2 separate regions of the Mus musculus genome follow, and region 1 is linked to region 2. Evidence: chromatin contacts called from ENCODE POLR2A ChIA-PET data. All regions are on one chromosome and are shown on one strand. Each heading gives the region's core, a stretch centred on a gene start or an enhancer-like site at or near the end of the contact. The rest is flanking DNA. Distances are from core to core; before and after follow the strand shown.

Region 1 (4,581 bases), core at 817-3,316, 80 kb before region 2:
GTTCAAGGCCAGCCAGGTCTACAGAGAGAGCTCCAAGACAGCCAGAGATACACAGAGAAACCCTGTCTTGAAAAAAAGAAAGAGGGCTGGCGAGATGGCTAAGCAGGTAAGAGCACTGACTGCTCTTCTGAAGGTCCTGAGTTCAAATCCCAGCAACCACATGGTGGCTCACAACCACTAGTAATGAGATCTGACGCCCTCTTCTGGTGTGTCTGAAGATGACTACAGTGTACTTACATATAATAATAAATAATTATTTGGGCCAGAGTGAGTGGGGCTGACGGAGCAAGCAGGGTTGACTGGAGAGAGCAGAGGTCCTAAGTTCAATTCCCAACAACCACATGAAGGCTCATAACCATCTGTACAGCTACTCATATACATTTAATAAATAAATAAATAAATAAATCTTTTTTTTTAAATGGAAAGAAAAAAAGAAAGAAAAATAAAAAGAACCTAGGGTCATCCTGTCCAGACCCCGACCACCCATAATAAAGGTGAAACTGGGAGAAGTGTAAGGTAGGGAAAGAAGGCAAGGGTCTGTGAGGTAACATTCTTGATACCAGGGATTCAATAAAAAGGTGACAGAGACACATGGGAATGAGCTATTTTGTAAGTGAATTTCAAAATAAAAACAACTTTTTTTTTTTTTTAAGATTTATTTATTTATTATATGTAAGTACACTGTAGCTGTCCTCAGACACTCCAGAAGAGGGCGTCAGATCTTGTTACAGATGGTTGTGAGCCACCATGTGGTTGCTGGGATTTGAACTCTGGACCTTTGGAAGAGCAGTCGGGTGCTCTTACCCACTGAGCCATCTCACCAGCCCATAAAAACAACTTTTAAGAAACACTCATTGTTTTCTACTTGTCTTGCACGGGCTCAATGGGGCCACGGGCAGCTTGTCCAAAGGTCAGCGAACAGATAAAGCAGGGTGAGTGACCCAGCCGTCAATCAAATACAACTGAGAAAGAAGCCTGAAAAGTGGGGGAGCCACACTGGGTGCCCTTGGCATCTCCTGGGAGGGTACGGCTGCTGCGGCCCTTAGAGGTGGGACTCTTCTTTATCTGCTAACCCCTGGAACACCAGCTGCCCAGGGCAGGGATGCAGGGGATGTGTGCAAAGTCCTGGAGATAAGGATAGACAGGCTATCTAGGAGAGAAAGTCAGCAGGCAGAGCCCAGCTCGGGGCCCTCAGGAGACTGTGAAGGGAAAGGCGAGGACCAGAGTTCAAGTCCCAGCACCAACATGGGCATCATCAACCACCTATTACTTCAGCTCCAGCAGATCCAATGCTCTCCCTTGGCCTTTCAGTCACTGCACGCATGTAGTGTGCATACATACTTACATGCAGGCAAAACATCCATTCACATAAAATAAAAACAAAGAAAACTTTAATGAATAAGTAAACAATATTTAAAAATACACTTGGGGGGGCTGTTGAGATGGCTCAGTGGGTAAGAGCACCCGACTGCTCTTCTGAAGGTCCGAAGTTCAACCATCCGTAATGAGATCTGATGTCCTCTTCTGGTGCGTCTGAAGACAGCTACAGTGTACTTATGTATAATAAATAAATAAATAAATAAATAAATAAATAAATAAGGGCTGGTGAGATGGCTCAGTGGGTAAGAGCACCCGACTGCTCTTCCGAAGGTCAGGAGTTCAAATCCCAGCAACCACATGGTGGCTCACAACCATCCGATCACGAGATCTGACTCCCTCTTCTGGAGTGTCTGAAGACAACTACATAGTGTACTTACATATAATAAATAAATAAATCTTTAAAAAATAAATAAATAAATAAATAAATAAATAAATAAATAAATAAAATACACTTGGTCTTAGCCAAAAGGCCAAGAAGTGATAATATTTAGAAAATAAATAAGCCCAGTACACCAAACAAAGAAAAAAAAAAGAGTGTACACAGCAGAAAGATGTGTGGCTTTTTGTGGCCAGATAAGCTGGGAGGTCACAGAGCCTCCTGTGACCTAATTCCTAAATCTATTCTCTGGTTTCACACAATCTGTCCCAGCCCCAGCCCCAGGGCCACCAGCCATGGGAGCCTGGTCCTGCCCCTGCCTGACCCAGGGAGGAAGTGACTCAGGAGGCCTCTTTAGAGCTGAATGCAGAAGCCCGTCCAGCCCATAGATTCTATCTGCCCACAGTCATTAGAGTGCTGAGGCTGAGTGGGCCAGGCAGGTGGCTTGGATCCAGGCGGTCCTTTCCCCTTCCTATCTGGCAGCCTGAGCCACCCACTCTATGCCAGCGTGGCAGACAGTGCCAGGCAAGTGGCCAGGTCAGCAGGAGGAAGCCGCTGTTGACATGTGACAGCTATGTTTGCTTACCTGGGGCCACCCACCAGAAGAGTTAATATTCAACTCCCTCTAGACCCTGGAGCTGCAGCTGGGTCTAAGTGTGGTAACAGAGACCTGAGTCAGTTCTTGCCTTATAGAACATGTGCCTCAAAGCCCACACAAGTCTCTCGTGGGTTCCTCATCTCTGTTTCTAGAAGAAACCTGACCAGTGTCACTCAGACCACAGGGTCTACTTCACAGGCCTTGGGAAGACCTGAGGTCCAAGGAGCTATGAGGGGCCCTGGTGGGTTGGGGTCTGAAGTGGTGCAGGTGCAGGTAGGTGTAGCTCACAGCGCTGAGGTGTGATCAAAACCCGCTTCTTACCTGCTTTTCTCTGACTTGGACCCTCTCACAGTATCATTTCTGAGCCATCCCCGCTCCCACACTTCATGTCTCTCAAATGCACTCACCTCCTTCCACTCAGTTGTGATATCACAAGATACCCAGAGTCCTTTGGACCTGGCTAGGACTTGGCCCTGGGAAGCCTATGTGGGTTGGTATACATACGTTCAGGTACCTTCACTAGAGATAGAAACCTCCAGCCAGCCCAGCTACCCCAGTGTCTCAGCATCATATCCTGGCAGGGCTCAGAAAGACCTGAAGTTAAAGTCTTAGAGCTACACAGTTAAGAGCCCTGCACTTGTCATTGTCCCTCTGTCCTAGGGAGGCAGTCGCCCAGAAAGCCATACTGAGGAAAGGACTGTACCCAGGACCCGTTCTAAACCACTGAATCCCAGAAGAGGAGAGGCTGAAAGGAGAGACCAGCAGTTTGCTCCGTGTTGGGCCCTGGGTATAATAACCGTCTTGATTCACCCTGCCACTGTCACAGCCCTGGGGCCTGAGAAAGCGCTGCCGGAGGATGTGGGATGCAGTGTCCTCTGCTGGGCCACCTCTCAACACAAAGATGCCCTGCTCCTGGGAATTTCACAGCCTCCAACCCAGCATCATCCAAACGCAAGCAGCCTTCTGGGCCTGCCTCTGTTTACAGCCAAGAAACACAGACAGGGAAGCTAAGCTGAGCTAAGGGAGGGCGTGCAGCAAGCAGGGGCTGAGCTGCAGCAAGCAGGGGCTGAGCTGGTTGAGAACCTGCTCTCTATCCTCACTCCGAATCCTTTCCCTGAAGTGGGAAGCAGGGAGTAGGGTTCTGCATTGGCAAAGCCGAAACCAGTGTGGCAAGCACCCGGTCAAGGCCCTCCGGTCCTCAGTCACTAGGTCAGGTAACTAGGAGGCAAGAGAGGTGCAGGATGTGATTGCCACATGACTTCTGAACACCTCTATGTCTGCGGGACTGGCTGACTTTGGACTTGGTCTGAGGAACTACAAAGGTCTGTCATCCCTCACACACCCTGCTTCTGACGATAAAGCCACAATGGCCCAAGGCTGTCAGCAGGTGTATGTAGATACTTCTGGGCATGTTTCTGTGTGGATCTGAACATACCTGATGACACCTGGTATCTTCTTCTGTCACTCTCTACCTTTTTAGATTTTTCTAAGATTTATTTATTTTTCTATTTTATGTGTATGGGCATTTTATCTACATGTGTATCTGTGCACCATGTGTGTATAGTGCCAGGAAGTCAGAGAGGATGTAAGTGCTCTCGGGATTAGAGTAATATGGGGTTGTGAGCCTCCATGTGGGTGCTGGGAACCAAACTCAGGTCCTCTGCAAGAACAAGTGCTCTCAACCACTGGTCCGTTTCTCCAGTCCCCCCACCTTACATTTTGAGTCATGATCTCTCACTGCACCTGGAGTTCCTGCTTTTGGCTGAGCCAGATGTCCAGTGAGCTTCAGGGATCAACCTATCTCTACAATCTCCCACCCCCAGTGGGTATTACAAGCATGCATCGTACCATGACACAACCAGCTTTTTATGGGGTTCTAGAGATCTAAACTCAAGTCCTTGTACTTGTTTGATAGCCACATTATCTACTGAGCCATCGGCCCAGGCTCCTGCCTATAAAATGTATTATCTTACTCCATATCAGTGCTGTGGGCTGAGTCTAAGCCCTGTTACACTATGGGGCCACATCCAGTCCTTGGCTGTTGGTCTTGCTTTGGGACATCCCAGGGGCTTCAGATGTGAAACAGGTGTTTTTGCTTCTAGGTGGGGTTGAAATGAGATGATTCTCAGCACAATGTCTGGCATCTGATTTCCTGGTCGAGGTAGGAGAGACAGGTGGCCAGGGAGGTTTCTCACTCACAGGGAAGGAGATTAACTGTCCCTTCGTC
Region 2 (4,569 bases), core at 938-3,437:
CCAGCTTAGTCTACACAATGAGTTTCAGCTGGTGCTACATAGTGAGACTCTGTCTCAAAAGAAAAAAGAGCCAGGAGTGGTGGTAGTATATACCTTTAATCCCAGCACTTGGGTGGCAGAGGCAGTCGGATTTCTGAGTTTGAGGCCAGCCTGGTCTACAGAGTGAGTGCCAGGACAGCCAAGGCTACACAGAGAAACCCTGTCTCGAAAAACCAAAAAAAAAAAGAAAAAAGAAGGGTCTTTCCCGGGGGAGTGTATCAAGGTAGGGGTCAGATCAGATTTAGGGCCTAGTAGTTAGAAGGCAGACTCACCTGTGCAGGACAGATGGCCTCACAGAGTTTGCAGGCAATGCAACGCTCCTCTCCAGATGGGTAGCGGCGCAGTGCATGCTCCCCACGGAAGCGCGGACTCAGTGGGCCCTTCTCAAAGGGGTAGTTGATGGTGGCAGGCTCTCGAAAGAGGTAACTTAGGGTCATGCCCAGTCCTGGGAGTAGTACAGAGCTGGTAAGAGGATGCTCTCCTCTCCGGCCGTCCACGCCTGACTCTCCCCTCTCCCCTCTTCACTGGTACCCACCTCGGATGAGTTCTGTCCACATCAGAATCCGAGCTGCATTGTCAGTTGCGGACTTCATGTCCACCTCAGACTCCTGTTCCTTCTTATTCACATACTCTGCAGGAGGTCAGGGAGGGAGGTTAATGGAAGCTGGCTTTGGAAGCGCACCCAGGCAAAGCTTTTCAAGTTCAGGGAGTGAGGGACCTAGGTCCTCCTAGTGGGTCCTGATAACCTAGCAGCTCTTTCCTGTCACATGCCTCCCGCCTTTGATGGTACTACAGTGACTGAGTCACAGTCTCTCTTGATCGCTACCTTCATTTTCAGAGTGGAAACTAGAGCTCACAGAGGGTCCCTAGCAAAGCAATTTCCCGGGCCTTGGGTGTGACGACGGTCAGAAAAGCTCAAGTCAGAATATTGGCTACTCACTGTACGTTGCCGCCACTGCGCTGCTATGAAGGCTTTGTCCATTAAGATGTCCTGCAAGGAGAGAGGTGATTTCACACCAGGAAGCTCTGCTCCCCCACCCCCAGGAAAGGCCTCTAGCCCTACCTGTGCGCATGGCCTGGGCCAAGGCCCGTGGCAGCATTGATGAGCTCAGGCGATACATCTGGAACATGGAGAAGGGAAGAGAAGGGTCTAAAACTGCCCTCCTCTGAACCTCTACCTTACGCCCCATTCACTCACAATCCCACTCAAGACCAGCACCCCTAACCCTCAATCTGACCTCACTCTGCTGACTCACAGTTCCTGGGCACCCCAAGTTCCTTCTATTTCTGCAGTTCCTAAGCAACCTATTTAATCCATTTCCCCATGTCCACTCCTCATCCTCCGCTCACACCAAGGCTCCCTGACCACCACCAGTGTATTCAGGAGCCTGGATGGTTCTTCTGGTGGGTCCTCCTAGTGGGTCCTGATAACTCTGAGCCAGGCTTCATGTCAAATGTCATAGACCCTGTCATCCTGTCATGTTAAGTGATTGCTCCCAAATTACCCAATGTCATTGGAACCAGGACAGGAATCCAGGAGATACCTGCAGAAAACCCTTAAAGATTTAAATAATTACCAGGGTCAAGTTCCTCTCCTCAACCCAAGGGGCTCCTGGAACTCTCCCCAACCTGCAGAGTGACCTTGGGCAAATGATGTCCCCTGGCCTCAGTTTCTGGATTACAATGTAGGAAGAGGGGTCCCGAAAATTAGGGATGTATGCAAACAAGGGGATTTTGACCAAGAGTCTGGCAGATCACCAACGCTCTAGCGCCCTCTTGTGACCTTTGACCTGTAGGGGTCGGCCAATTCTTGACCCCAAGCAATCCTGGATCCAACCTACCACTTTCTCTCAGACCTTCCCCTTGACCTCTGACCCTATGAACGCAGAAGGCAGCCGGCGAGGCAGCGCATGCGCCTGAGGGTGCAGGCTTTCCGGTCCGCAGCTCGGGAAGGACGCACAAGCCGCGGGTCCCGAGCCGAAGCGCTAGATCCCAGACTTCATAAGGTCAGCGGTGACACCCCGTTCAACCCTGTCGTTGCGTCACCCAGACCCTGTCTTCGCCGCCTTGCCCTGGCCACCCACCTTGAAGTGCTGCGGCTCCTTCCCTGGCCCAGATGCGGTTCAACCGGAAGGCGGAGCCTAAGCTCAGGATGCTGCCATTGGGCGAGCTTCTCACGCCTTTTTCCATAGTGCCCTTTCCTTCTTTGGTCTGATTGGCCTAGGGTCCTGTAGGAGGCGGGCCCAGGACTATATTTTTCTCTAATTGGCTGATGGGAGCAGATGCTTGAAGTTTTGTAGGGAGCTGCCATGTTGTATCAGAGAGGTTAATGCGCCTGACTTCCGAGATCCTGAAGGCGGGACTTCCTGACCTCGGTTTGGGACGCTGCTACAGTCCGGGGAGGCGGGAGGGGTAGGGCTCATTTGAATACTGCAAAGATGGCGACAGCGTACAAGCGCTTTAACCACTGGTCCTTGTAACGGCCGCGGGTAGCAGGACTTTTGTCAAGTCTGCCCCTAGGACTAGAGAACCATGAGGCAATCTGCATGCCTTGTATGGAGTGATCAGAAATGCTTCCTTCAGGAAGTAGTGTCTAAGCTGGCGGTGTAGAATCTGGAAGGCCAGGAAGGACATGTTGACTTAGTCAAAAACCAGGCCATGTGTAGAGACAGGATGTCAAAAATTTTGAGTTTTAGCAGGTGAGTGGCTGGAAGCGCCATCCCTTGGAGCATGGAGCTCAGACTGGTGGAATGTTTTACGGCTGAGTAAACTTGTGAGGTGAGGGGTGAGTTGTAGCTGGGGAAAGGTCTTGGACTTATCACGGAGGCAGCACCTCCACTCCAAAAAAGACAAGACACCTGTAGCTTGGAGTCAGCCCTCCTAGTTTAATACTTCCACGACGATAGGCTGTTTTGTTAAGGCTGTTTTATTTCCATTGTGCAGATAGAAAACTGAGAGTGAGAAGACCCAGACAGGCCTGGTCACAGAGTATGACCTGTGCCGATTATCACTGCTCCCTTGCAACACTATCCACGAGAGGGTGGGTAGTTCAGAAGTGCTCTGTTTTCTCGAAGATTCTATGGTCACTGCATCCCTTCCTGCCTTCCTACCCTCAGCCTATCTTATTCAAAGGTCCAAAAAGGGGAGCCCCAGGAGGCAGAGGGCTCCACCAAGAAGGGCTGAGCAGACTGCTCTGTGGCCTTGGCCCTGGCAGGCCACTTCTCTGAAGCTGTGCCCCAGGCAGGCTCCTGTACCCCAAAACCCCTGCTTACAGCAGGGTGCAGCTGCAGCACCTCTCCTCCATGGCCACCAACAACACCCTGAGGTTGCGACTGGAGTAGGGTGGGTAGCGCAAGTCATTGATTTTCTCCATTCCCGGGCTGCGCAGCAGACAGGCACGCTGGTTGGAGAAGGTGTCAAAGGAGAACTTGCCGTGGTACCTGCCCATCCCGCTGGTTCCTGTGGGCAGCACAGAACATGGGTCTTTAGGTCTTTAAGGGCCAACTGAGGGGACATCACATAGACTTGGCTTTGACAGGTAGGCTATCTTAGCCTGTTTCTCTGTGTGTTCAGTGGACTAATCACAAGGCGTTATGGATGAGTACTGAACTTGCCCCAGCCACTTTACCAGGTGCCCTTAGGGACAGGCAAACTGAGGTCATGGGTATGAATTCTGGAGCTAGGCTTCCCAACGTTGAATCCCAGCCCCATACTGAACACTCTAGGCAAGTGACTGCCTCAGGCTCTCTGTGAGAGTGGCATCTTTTTTCTAGGTTTGTGGCAGACATCTTCAAATCTGTGTAGCTCTTACTGTCTAGGAAGGAACAAGGACTCAACCCAGAATGTCCAGGGGACATGGCCTGGGTGGAGTTGGTAGTAATGAAGCTGGCTTGTTAAAGTGAGGGACGCCAGAGGATCATGGAGTCAGCCAGATAGTGTGTAAGTGGGGAAGGTGGGGGGAACATGTAAGGGTTCAAGTTCAGTAGCCATCACAAGAGACTAAGGGGGAACAAGAGCAGGACTTCTAGGCCAGACCAGGACTAGCCGGACAATGCTGTCATTTGCTCTGATATTGAGTCTGACCGGGTGGAAGGACCAGGGCACTTTCAGTGAGGAAGTCGACCTAAAGGAGAAGTAGCTGTCCCGGTCACATGCCTGTGGGCTTGCTGGAATATAGCTGTGAGGTTTGAAGTTGGGGGCGGGGGGTGGCAGGGGGGTGGAATGGGGCATCTCCACATGCCTGGCCTCCTGGAAACAGAGACACCCAGAGCTGGGTGTGCAGGGACTTGGGAAGGCTAAAGGAGGCATCATTTGGCCCTGCCATGGAGTTGAAGGCCAGAACTATGTGGGGATGGGTGGCCAAAGTCTGGGGGAGAGACAAAGAACTCAGTGGCTGGAGGCAACTGGTGTGTTTTTATAAACCCACCAACGTGATCTCTCTGTAGCTTCTCACCCACATGTTTAGTGCAAGCATATCTGCAAAGTTCCACCACAGACTGTAGGGAGGTGGGAGAGAGGCAGGCTAGTTGG

What was found. ChIA-PET counts read pairs that join two places held with the same protein, here RNA polymerase II (POLR2A).
Region 1: POLR2A ChIA-PET joins it to region 2 with 10 read pairs in Patski. The contact joins the enhancer-like site here to the promoter of Ndufs8 in region 2. POLR2A ChIA-PET finds 5 or more read pairs at or near these places in 3 of 5 experiments (Patski and embryonic stem cell).

Annotation. Positions count from the first base shown.
Region 1 is chr19:3,830,930-3,835,510 of GRCm38, forward strand. No RefSeq gene overlaps it. Among named protein-coding and RNA genes, the nearest start is that of Gm51271, 18 kb to the right of the region's middle. Within about 2 kb of position 2,067, at least 1 of the 3 ENCODE cell types and tissues checked has a DNase peak (open chromatin) inside an H3K27ac peak, as active enhancers do.
Region 2 is chr19:3,910,587-3,915,155 of GRCm38, forward strand. Ndufs8 (NADH:ubiquinone oxidoreductase core subunit S8) reads right to left here and starts at 2,188. Exons shown (of 7, transcript NM_001271443.1): 1 at 2,124-2,188; 2 at 1,103-1,160; 3 at 980-1,030; 4 at 575-670; 5 at 312-484. The coding sequence starts at 1,160. It overlaps Aldh3b1 (aldehyde dehydrogenase 3 family, member B1), which reads right to left. Exons shown (of 10, transcript NM_026316.3): 10 at 2,905-3,498. The coding sequence ends at 3,308.